2 separate regions of the Homo sapiens genome follow, and region 2 is linked to region 1. Evidence: chromatin loops called from intact Hi-C (ENCODE). Cell type or tissue: MCF 10A. All regions are shown on one strand. Each heading gives the region's core, and the rest is flanking DNA. Links, peaks and the distances in the headings are about the cores only.

What was found. Peaks named below come from ENCODE experiments on the same cell type or tissue, not always from the same donor. Only the 100,000 strongest peaks of a DNase experiment are listed, where the experiment ranks them.
Region 2: a loop joins it to region 1, with 14 times the contacts of the local background. A loop is called at or near these places in 12 of 110 quality-filtered maps.

The regions. Positions count from the first base shown.
Region 1 is chr10:123,991,459-123,996,821 of GRCh38, reverse strand. It overlaps the pseudogene YBX2P1. Among named protein-coding and RNA genes, the nearest start is that of CHST15, 99 kb to the left of the region's middle. RefSeq lists enhancers at 1,092-1,654, 1,655-2,217. In MCF 10A, for the core only: CTCF peaks have their summits at 780 (motif pointing left) and 2,030 (motif pointing left); DNase peaks (open chromatin) are centred at 781, 1,211 and 1,971.
Region 2 is chr10:124,739,417-124,744,779 of GRCh38, reverse strand. It overlaps FAM53B (family with sequence similarity 53 member B), which reads left to right and starts at 402. Exons shown (of 5, transcript NM_014661.4): 1 at 402-767. RefSeq lists silencers at 164-303, 434-483, 504-613, 664-823, 1,144-1,353 and 1 more and an enhancer at 3,401-3,520. In MCF 10A, for the core only: CTCF peaks have their summits at 1,844 and 3,323 (motif pointing right); DNase peaks (open chromatin) are centred at 389, 3,319 and 3,949.

The DNA of each region.
Region 1 (5,363 bases), core at 118-5,117:
AGAATGTGGTGGCACACACCTGTGGTCCCAGCTACTTGGGAGGCCGAGGTGGGAGGATCACTTAAGCACCAAAATTTGAAGCAGCAGTGAGCTGTGATCATGCCACTGCACTCCAGCCTGGGGGACAGAGCAAGACCCCACCTCTGAAAACAAACAAACAAACCCAACTAGTTTGAAAACTTGCTAGCTTATATGATATTTAATTAACCTGTGCCTTCATAATATCAAGAACAGCTGGCATGAAAAAGGCTCGGGGGCAAACACAATTGACTTGTGGTAAATACAAGATCAGCTGGAGGGTGTTTTGCCAAACGGCTGAAAGCCAGGAGAGCTGAGCACGCCCAGGATGTCTAGGGGACATGGACACACCTGTCACCTGCAATGGCCAGATGAGAGGCCATCCATGGTAAAGGGGATGAAAACGGTCATAACAGGGCCAGCTATGATTGAACACAGGGTGAGTGCCACGCCCTGTGCTGGGGCGTCTCCTCGTGTCTCATTAGATCCTCACTGCAACCCCAGGAGGAGGTTTTATCTTTATTCTGGTTCCGCCATTATAAAGGTGGGAGAATTGGGGCTCAGTCCCCTCAGCTAGTAAGGAGAAGAGCTGGTCCTTGATCTCAGGTCTGCTGGTCCCCAGAGCTCGAGTCCCAGCTTCAGCTTCTCAACTCTGAGTCTCTGAAAAGGGTTTCCAAGGAGGCGGTGGAACCGTGTGGACTCAATGACTTCAGACATGGTCTGGGGCTGGGAGGCCAGACCGAGCTGCTGCAGGTAGGGAGGGCTGAGGTCAGGGTTGGGTGCCATCTTCAGGTTGTGGAAGCAACAGCAATGCCAGGACAGCAGGGCCTCCTCCTCCCCTGCGACCCACTGTGTGCCCAGACTCCCAGGGACAGAAACTCCGTCCTGGGCTCCACCGCTGCCTTCACTGCATCCCCTCCCTGTCCCACATCCCCCTGCAGGCCAGAGCCGAGCTGAGTGTGCTGCTGGCCATGGGGCTCTTCGCAGGCGCTGTTGAGCAGATGGGACCGGCTGTGCCCTGGGCCCTTCCACCTCACAGGCTGACGCTTGCTCAGAGCCCAGGAACCTCGAGCCGCCCCAGACGCGGCCAATTCTGAGGTCAATACGGGGCCCCGGTGGCCAGGGGCTCCAGCAGCTGAAGGTTCGAGTCACGGTGGAGGAATGGGGCGTGGCTGCTCTCTTCCCCAGGGTTGGGCTCCCGGCCGCGGAGGGGCAGCTGGCTCGTGCCCCAGTGGCGGGGGAGACTATTTGCTTACTCCCACCTCCACATGAGATAATCAGGAGGTCTCCTGCCATACTCTGCGCTTTCAGCATAATGGAATTCAGGAAAATTCCTGGGCCGAGCCACCCCGCAATTCTAAAGGCAGAGACCTGGGCAGCCTGCAAGGACCTCGGGATATGGGTACACTTCCTATCCCCGCTATCTTCCTACTTCTCCTAAGAAACCACTTGCCTCCCGGGACCCCAGGCCTCTGCCTCCTGCCTTTGCCCACGAGGTGACTCCACCAGGAGTGCCCACCCCCACATTGTTCAACTGAGTCCGCCTCTTACCCCACCCCAAGGCCAAGTTCAAGTGCTGCTGCTTCCTCCATGATGGCTGCCCGGATTCCTCCATCCCTATCCCCAGATATGCAGCAGTGGAGCGATGTTCCTGATGCGGAGGCAGTGGATGTCTGGAGAGAGAACCGAACTGGGGGGCCAGAGAAAGAGCTGGACGATCTTAAGCAAGCAATTTAACCTCTCTGAGCCTCAGTTTCCCCAGCCTCTGAACGGGGTGAGAATACGGAGGATTTCAAGGGGCCCTTATAGATCTGCCTCTTTATTGCCTTTTGAAAACTCGCCACTTTCCCCAAGCTGATTGAATTCCTGAGGCGTTTTGCAGAGGAGCTGCGGGAAGGGTGTGGAAGGGGGCGGGTCCGGGAGTGGCAGCCCCGTCCCCACGCCCCTGGGGTTCTGCGGACCAGCTCACTGGAGACCAGGAGGCGCTAAAAGGCAGCCCTGCGCTGCCCCCTGGTGGCCGATGTGGACACTGCAGCCAGGAAGCCTTTCCCTCCCGGCCTTCCGGAGACAGGCTGCCGGCTGGACACTCCCCTGGCTTCGCGGCTCACCTCTCACCTGGCTAGGGAACTCCTGACACCAAGGGGGACCCCGGGATGAGGGCGTTGGAGGGTGAAAGACTGGGTCTCAGCTCAGCCAATCAAGAGCGTAGTTCTGAAGAAGCCCAGTTGCGGGAAAGGAGTGAATGTGGCGGCCCCCAGAGGTGCGCCCAGCTGCTCCTCCGTCTGTGGGCTTTTCCCACGGCCTTCTCAGGAGCGCCGCCCAGCAGCTCCGCTGGAAGTGGTAGGTGCGCAGACACCTCCTCCCCACCCTTCTGCCCTCCTAGTCCTTCCACCCTGGGACAGTTGCCCCTTCCCAACCCTCTCTTCTGAACCCTTACAAAACCTTGTCCTGAGCCAGCTGTACTTTGTTCTCAAGCCCCCTCCTAGGACTGTGGACGGTTGAGGAGGGCCTCGGAAGGAGCCACCACTATCCCCAGGGAGGCCTTGGAAGTGGGCGTGATAGTGATGGGGAGTTCCTGGAGCAGGATCAGGGGCCTGTCTGCAAACACACCAGGGTCCTATCCTTTTTCACCATTGCCTGCCTCTGCCTTCTCCACTTCTCCCCAGCATTCTGTCTTCCCTGGCCTCTCCCGTCTCCTCTCTGCCTCTCTTCTCTCCTTAAGCCTTGCGTCTGTGTCCTCGTAGTCCTATGCAGGCAGGCTCTGCTTATCCCTGTTCCCTGAACCATTCTATTCCTAGATGGAACAGGATGGAACAGGTCCAGGGGCCGCTGGGCTCCGACACCCCTGGCCCTATTCCCAGGGCCTCCCTGTGTTATCTGAGCACCTTCCCAGCCTTAGTTCAACACGCTGAGGTCTGGGATTTCCATCTTGGACCCAGGTGCTCATCCTGCTTGGCCCTGACCTTCCCCTCCCCTGTCCACTTTGCCTTTGAGTCCTTTCTGCCCTCTCGTCTCCTTTACTTGCTTTCTCTCTCCTCCTCTCCATTTGCTCTCGCCCCTCCGGCAGTGAAGGAGATTTACTGGGCTGGGCTAGGGCTGGGGTTGGGGTTCCAAGGGACAGAGGGTCTGGATAATAAGCCGCTACTGTGCAGGCTTAGGAGTGTCCGCAGCCTCAATGAAAAGCCGAGATAACGCAGATAAATCCACATGCCCTGCTCTGCCTAAAAGACACACTTAGAAGATCCAATCTGTGACGCTTGGCTGCACTTTTTTTTTTTTTAAATTTTACTTTAAGTTCTGGGATACATGTGCAGAACATGAAGGTTTGTCACATAGGTATACATGTGCCATGGTGGTTTGCTGCACCTATCAAACTGGTATCTAGGTTTTCAGCTCTGCATGCATTAGGTATTTGTACTAATGCTGTCCCTCCCCTAGACCCCACCCTCCAACAGGTCCCGGTGTGTGATGTTCCCCTCCCTGTGTCCATGTGTTCTCATTGTTCAACTCCCACTTATGAGTGAGAACATGCTGTGTTTGGTTTTCTGTTCCTGTGTTAGTTTGCTGAGAATGGTGGCTTCCAGCTTCATCCATGTCCCTGCAAAGGACATGAACTCATCCTTTTTTACGGCCGCATAGAATTCTGTGGTGTATATGTGCCACATTTTCTTTATCCAGTCTATCATTGATGGGCATTTGGGTTGGTTCCAAGTCTTTGCTATTGTGAATAGTGCTGCAGTAAACATATGTGTGCATACGTCTTTATAGTAGAATGATTTATAATCCTTTGGGTATATACCCAGTAATAGGATTGCTGGGTCAAATGGTATTTCTGGTTCTAGATCCTTGAGGAATCACCACACTATCTTCCACAATGGTTGAACTAATTTACACTATCACCAACAGTGTAAAAGCGTTCCTATTTCTCCACAGCCTCGCCAGCATCTGTTATTTCCTTACTTTTTAATGATCGCCATTCTAACTGGCATGAGATGGTATCTCATTGTGGTTTTGATTTGCATTTCTCTAATGATCAGTGATAATGAGCTTTTTTTCATATGTTTGTTGGCTGCATAAATGTCTTCATTCTTTTTTATTATTTATTATTTTTAATTTTTTTAAAAAATAATTTCCTTGGCTGGGCTTGGTATCACTGTCCCCACCTTCCATGGTAGGCTGCTGGGGTGGCCTGGGGCGTAAAGGCCTTAGGTACCTGGGCCGGAATCTGGGCGGGGGGACCCACTCATCTCCCTGCTGTTGGTGCCCCTCCAATGGGGCTGTCTGTTTGGTTCTACCCCATCAGTGCCCTCTATAGGCTGCTGCTGGTTGGGGGGCCGGGGGCCTCGCACAAACCGCCGTAGGTAGAAGGGTGGGGGGCGCCATCGTCTGGGCCGCTGCCCAGAGTCTTCGGCCCGCTCCCCTTCGCCGCCAGGTTCTGTCCCCCGAGAGGGGATCTCTGCCACCATGGGTGGTGGGGCAACTGAGGGAGGCCGGGGATGAATCAGCGGAACCTACGTCGGTTGGGGGCATAACGGTGCCCTTCATGGGCACCCCCGCCGCCCTGGGCCCAGTTACATTAGTGGCTTCTGCGCCCTTCTCTCCTTCCACGACATCAAATTCCACAGTCTCCCCATCTCTAACGCTGCGCAGAAACTTCCTGGGGTTGTTTCTTTTAACAGCTGTCCAGTGAACGAAGACATCTTCCTTGGCGTCATTCCTGTTGGTGAATCCGTAACCACTCCGGACGTTGAACCGTTTGGCAGTGCCCAGGCAGGACTCGGGTTGCCAGCACCGGCTTGTCCGCCTGACTCCGGGCGGGGGTTCCCGAGGCCGCCGTCGCCGGGTTGCCAGGGGTGCGGGGGCCCGGCGCCGAGGGGGTCCCAGCAGCGGGGTCCAAGGCGGCTGCGTCCCCGCCGCAGCCGCCCGCCCCGCCGCCTGCTTTCTGCGGCTCCCCTGCGGGCACCGGTACCACCACCGCTACCACCCCTGCCACCGTCGCGGGCACCGTCGCCGCGGGGACCGCTGTCGCCACCGCTGCCGCCTCCACCTCGCTCATCCCGCCGGGTCCAGTACCGGCCCCCGCCGCCACCGCCTCCTCCGCCGCCGCCGCCACCGCCCCGGCCCCTCCCCCCGGCTGGCGAACCCGCTGCGCTGCGCGATCCTCGCGCCCCGAGCCTCGCCCGGACGCCCAATGTCTTCATTCTTAATTGCTGCACTTCTTTTTTTTTTTTTTTTTTTTTTTTTTTTGAGATGGAGTCTCGCTCTGTCGCCCAGGCTGGAGTGAAATGGCTGATCTCGGCACACTGCAACCTCCACCTCTCGGAGTCAAGTGATTCTCCTGCCTC
Region 2 (5,363 bases), core at 218-5,217, 750 kb before region 1:
CGAGTTAGGAAATTTGCGCTTTATTTTCCCAAAGTGTGACAACACTTTAAGGTCCCCCCTCCCCGACCCCACCCGCCCGCTGTCCTGCACGCCACTGAAGTGATCGTTTCTTTTGAACCTCGGCATCTAACAACCCGGAAGCTGGACGCCTGAAGCCTATGCGGCCCAGCGTTTTCATCCCGGCTCGTGCTGGGGGCGGGGAGAGAAGCCCGTAGGGCCTCTGGCGCGGGGCCCGGGCAGCCGCGGTGGCGCGGCCCAGGCCCGGGGCCACTTCCCGCGTCCCGGGGCCTCGCAGGCGCGAGCGCGGCGAGCGGCGCGCGGCTGAGCCCGCAGGACGCCCTCTAGCCCCGCCGGCGGCGCGCCGCGAGTCCCTCACTCCCCGCCCATCGGCGGCTGCGCGCACTGCACACTCGCCTGCCGCCGCCGCCGCACGCCGCCTGCCTCCTGCACGCCGCCGCCGCGCCTAGCGCCCGGGCCCGCGACACCGCCCGCTAAGCGCCGGGCCGAGTTCACGCAGCCGCGGTCTGGCGGCTCCGCGGCGGCGGCGGGTGCGGGCGGCCTGGCCGGTGCCGGTTAAAGGGACGAGTTGCAAACACTTCAGGAAGTGACAAGTCGATTTCCTCCTCCCCGGGAGTCGCTCGTACAAAGCGCTCGGCGCCGGCAGGCGAGCGTGCGCGCGGCGGACGCGCGGCGGGCACCCCGGACGACTTGGCGAGCGCTGGCGGTGACGGCGCGGGGTCCGCGCCCGGAGCGCCCCGCCGCGCACAGTAAGCGACCCGGGGCCGGGCGGCGGCGGCGGTGGCCGGGGGGCTGGCCCCGAGCGAGGTCCGGGCCGTGTGCGTCCCGGCCGCTGGCTGGAGGGAGCCCGGCTCGCGTGCGCAATGGGCTTGCCTTTTTTTTTTCTTTTTTCCTAATGTTGCTGGTTTCCTTTTTTTCTGCCTTGTTTCGCCTTTGGGTTGGGTCGGGCGGTTTCTCCGGGCGCTCGGTCTCGCCCCTGATGCAGGCGTGAGACTTGTCAGAGCACAGGCATGGGGAAGAACAAGCCTGGCTGCGGCGGAAAAGTCTGCGCTCCCCAGGCCAGGGCGGGCGGGCGCGGGGACTGCTGCGCCCGGGGGTGTCCTCTCCGCGTCTCAACTTGAGCCCTGACTAGCCGCTGCGGAGGAGGCGCGGAGTCTCGGGAGCCGGGCGGCCCCATTCGCCCCGAAGTTCCCGCATCGTTTGCAGACAACTCTTTTGTTCGCGGAAGTTTGCACCCGCCACCCCCGGGGTGCGGGAGCGAGGCGGCGGGCTCCGCTGCTGCTGGACTGTCCGGGGCGGTCAGGATGGGGGTGAGGGGGCATTCTGTCCCGGGCGGGGGAAGCCCGCGGGGAGGCCACCGCTGGGGCTTGCGGAGTGGGGGCGTCCGCGCCGGCGTGGCTTTTGCACATGGCGAGAAGGGCCGTCCGGCACAGGCACACTGGTCGAGTCACATTTTTGCTAGTCTTGGATTTTGCAAGCCCGTGGGAGTCAGGTTCCCCGCTCAGGGTTTCTCTTGGGGCAGAGACGAAAGAAACGAGGACACCCAGAATCCGGGGAGGGTTTGCGGTTTGTGTTGTCCCAAGTGTGTTCTCGCTCCCCCCGCCCCCCCACCTTGTCCCCCAGCCCCCAGCTCTCCACCCCCATTTTCGGACTTGGGGAACAATGCTTGTAGTACGGGCCGGGGCGCCGCAGCAGCGACGAACCGCGCGGACAGGTTTGCCCGGGTCCCTCGCGTTCGGACGCCCCCTGAAGCCGAGCTCCTTCCATCTGACCGCCCGGGCTCATTAACACGTACTGTACTTAGGACGATGGTGAACAAAGAAAAGCTCTTTGCAGCGTTTGATGAATGGGATTCTGCCTCCTATAGGCCACACTCCGAGTCTTCCATACGGTACAATCTCCGGACTCGGTGGTGTTAGGAAAGTGGCCCCCGGAATGGCTTGCATTCCGGGTCTGGGATCCTGGGGTGGGCATTTGTGCCGTCGCCTTCGCCGCCGCGCTCGCCTTGCAGGAGCGGGTGCAGATGGAGCCAGGCTGACGGTTGTTCAACAGGAACAAATGTTTGTTCAATTGTTGGATGGTGGAGAAAAGGGACTGTTTCCTATTGACTGCTGCAGGAGTTGGAATGGCATTGTTTATTGGCCTGGGAAGCCAGGCAAGCGTCTTGTGCTGCTTACAACATATTAGCAGACTTCCAAATGACATGCTAGCATATGTGTTCCCAGCAGTCCCCACCGGCTGGCAGGGAGATTCCTCCTTGCTCCAGATCCTGGACTCGTTTAAAAGATGCCACCTGGTTTGAGGACTTGGGAAGGAATGGAGTCAGCCGACCAGGTGAAACTCACTGTTCCTTATTAGGCCAGGTTTTTGTTTCATTTTAATTTATCTATTTAAGAGTAACTTGTGTCAGTTACAGTTTTGATATTGAATTGCAGGTCTACAGGGTCCCCTCCCCCGCCTCTAGCTGTGGACTACAGAAACAGCTACTTGTCCCAGTTGATAGTCCCATTCAGTGGGAGAAGGTTTGGCTCAGGATTGGTAGCCCTTGACTCTGTGTCTGCACTTGGCTGTCACCCATCATGCGACCTGGGAGTCTGCCGATCCAGCTTCCAGGCGCTTTTTCAGGTTAAAAAGCTAAGGAGAGGCGTGGGGAAGGCCTGTATTTTTTTCTTCCAAACGTTCCTTCAGAGAACGAGGCGATTTAAATTCAAATAATGTTGCCCAACGACTTCCTATTTTCTTCTGAGAAGGTGAGATTCATGTGCAGTCATTTTGATATCAAAGACAAGTTTTTAAATAGAAACTAGCAACCTCACTGCTGCAGAAGTGGACTTGAATGTTCCAGTCTTCTCAGGACAAAGTAGAGAGCATTCCACTGTCTTGGTTCATAATGTTTTAAATCAGTTTCCCTCTTCTCTTTTCAACGTGGGGTATGTTGCACATAGCATTTTGAAAGTACGCAAAGTTCTTTTGGAAAGAGCTTTATGATACCTTATTGTCACCGTGGTGGTTACGCTTAATTGACATTTTATGGGAAGTCCTGGTATTATTTCCTGGGCTCTTTCTGTTTCCATCTTTTAGTCTTTCTCTTTCCCCTTATATATTCTCTCACTGCCCCGCTAGCCTCTCCATCCTCTCTACAGAAGCCTAGTGGGCTTGGGTTCCTTTAAGCGGGTCCAGTGAGCAGGCGCCTGACCCTTGATTGAAGCTCAGGAAGGGCCAGCCTGCTCTCCTCCCCTTTTGGAGGCCAGAGAGGAGAGAGCTGTGTTTAAATATTAGGAGCTGGCAGCAGGGGACGCTGCGGAGCTCTTTTAAAAAGCACACTCTTCTCACCCACCGCTCGATGCCTTGGGCCCTGAAGACTGAGTTCTGGGCCCACCTTCAGATTGTTCAGTTGATGTTTTATTTGGGCAGCGTGACTTTCTGCAGTTAAATTGCGCATTGTATGGAAAACTCTTCTGTTCTTGTCCTTAAATAAAAAGACTGAAATAAGCAAATACTCAGATCGGCACAACCCCCATCATTACCACCACCACGCACACCTCTCTGATGTGTAATAAAAGAAACCTGCAGGCATAATTTGTTATGTAATATGCTGATAATACAAGTTTCGGTTTTCGATGGAAACCAGATGTGGAGGGACTCTCTTTAATTGATCCAGCAAGGGGAAGACTAATAGATGAACTAGTCCTTGCAAACCCCAGTGGTGTTTTGATTTAACTTTAGGGGAGAATCCCGAGCTCAGGGCTTTGGAGAGGTTTTTACCCTCAGCTTCTGCTTTGCTGCAGCTGTCCTTTTTGTCAGACTCTTCCTCTTTTGAAAGAACCGGTTCGTTGCCAACACAAAGCACATGGCCGGAGCTGGCGGGGCTCAGCGAAGCTTAGCTCTGCTGGACTCTCCTCCTCCTTGCCTCGTCCGGCTGCTACCCTCCCCTCCACGCCACAAAACAGGGTCTGGCCAGGGGACTTGGGTGCTGGGAGGAGTGTTGATTGTTCTCCCTCAACTCCTTTCTGAAATGTCAGTCTGATCATCCAGGGAGAGTTTCTGTTTAAACTTGTCCAACGGATACACTTTCCAAAAATCATTGACTCTCTTTCTCTGATTAATTTGTTTGTTTCCTGCCTAAGTTTGAGGGTTTTTTCTGGATGGCTGAGTCACCTTTATTATGGCTCAAGGTTGGGGACGGCACTGTAATAGCTGACCCCATTAACAGCAGTTTCATTGCCTGCCTGGATGTGAACTTTGGAAACAAACCCAGAGGCTTAGATATGCTGATGTACCCTGAGACTTGCTTAGAAAATTTTTGTTGTAGCGCAGTTTACATTAACATGATTAATGACTGCGCCACTGAAAAGTCCATATTCAAAAGCAATTTACCGTTCCCTAGGGTTCTTCTTACAGTGAAGTATTTTTCTTTGCCAAACAACTTTGTTTTAAGGTAACTTCTTTGATGCTTAATCCAAACCTCCTGTGCACAGCGTTTTGGGGCAAGATTTGGGCTTCGTGTATTGCGGGTTGTGGTTTTGGTGGTGCCTGTCTTAACCTCACCGAACTTAGGTCAGGGAGAACTCGGATTCTTATCTAAGAAAGTTCTCTGAGATCCTGAGCAACAGAGTGCTGTGCTGGCTAGGATGGGAGGAAATCTTCCAGAGGAAACTTGGCTTCTGGGTGTCTTGGAGTGATGCGAGGAGGCTGGAGCTGAAGATTTTATTTTCTTTCCCCTCACAGTGATTGGAGATACTTGAGCTTTTCTGAAAAATAGAGACGTCCTTGGGTTTTTCTTGTCGTTTTTTTTGTTTGTTTGTTTTTTTGTTAAATGTGGGTTGATTGAGAGGGGGAAATGCTGATGGGTGGATCTGAAAGCAGCCTTAGGAACCCGAGAAAATAAAAACACGTTTGAAGGACTCTGGAAGATTTTGCATTTCAAAGGGTCTACCTTGTAGAATTTCACATCACGTCAGGGGTTACAGAGGAGTGTGACAGGCACCCCCGCTTTAATGGTTCTCCGTCTCTCCTGCTGTGGGGGCTGCACGGGGAAGCTGGCTTTTGCATGGGGGATGGGGGACAGCTTGGCCAGACCACGCTGGACTATCATGGAGACCACATTGCCTCTTGGGCATCTGTAAGTCTCGGGAAGGACTTTTTTCACGGTGCCAGTCTCAGGAGGGTGAAAGCAAATCATGTTCGTAAACAGCCCATTTGACCTCAGAACGCAGTGGCAGGCTAACTCCTGACTTCTCCACTCACTCTTTTTGTTCTCTTGTTAAACAAAGAAACAGATTCTTCCCCTGCGCTAGTATAATATGATTCCCAAGGATTTAGCTGAAATGGGTGCAGATTGTTCA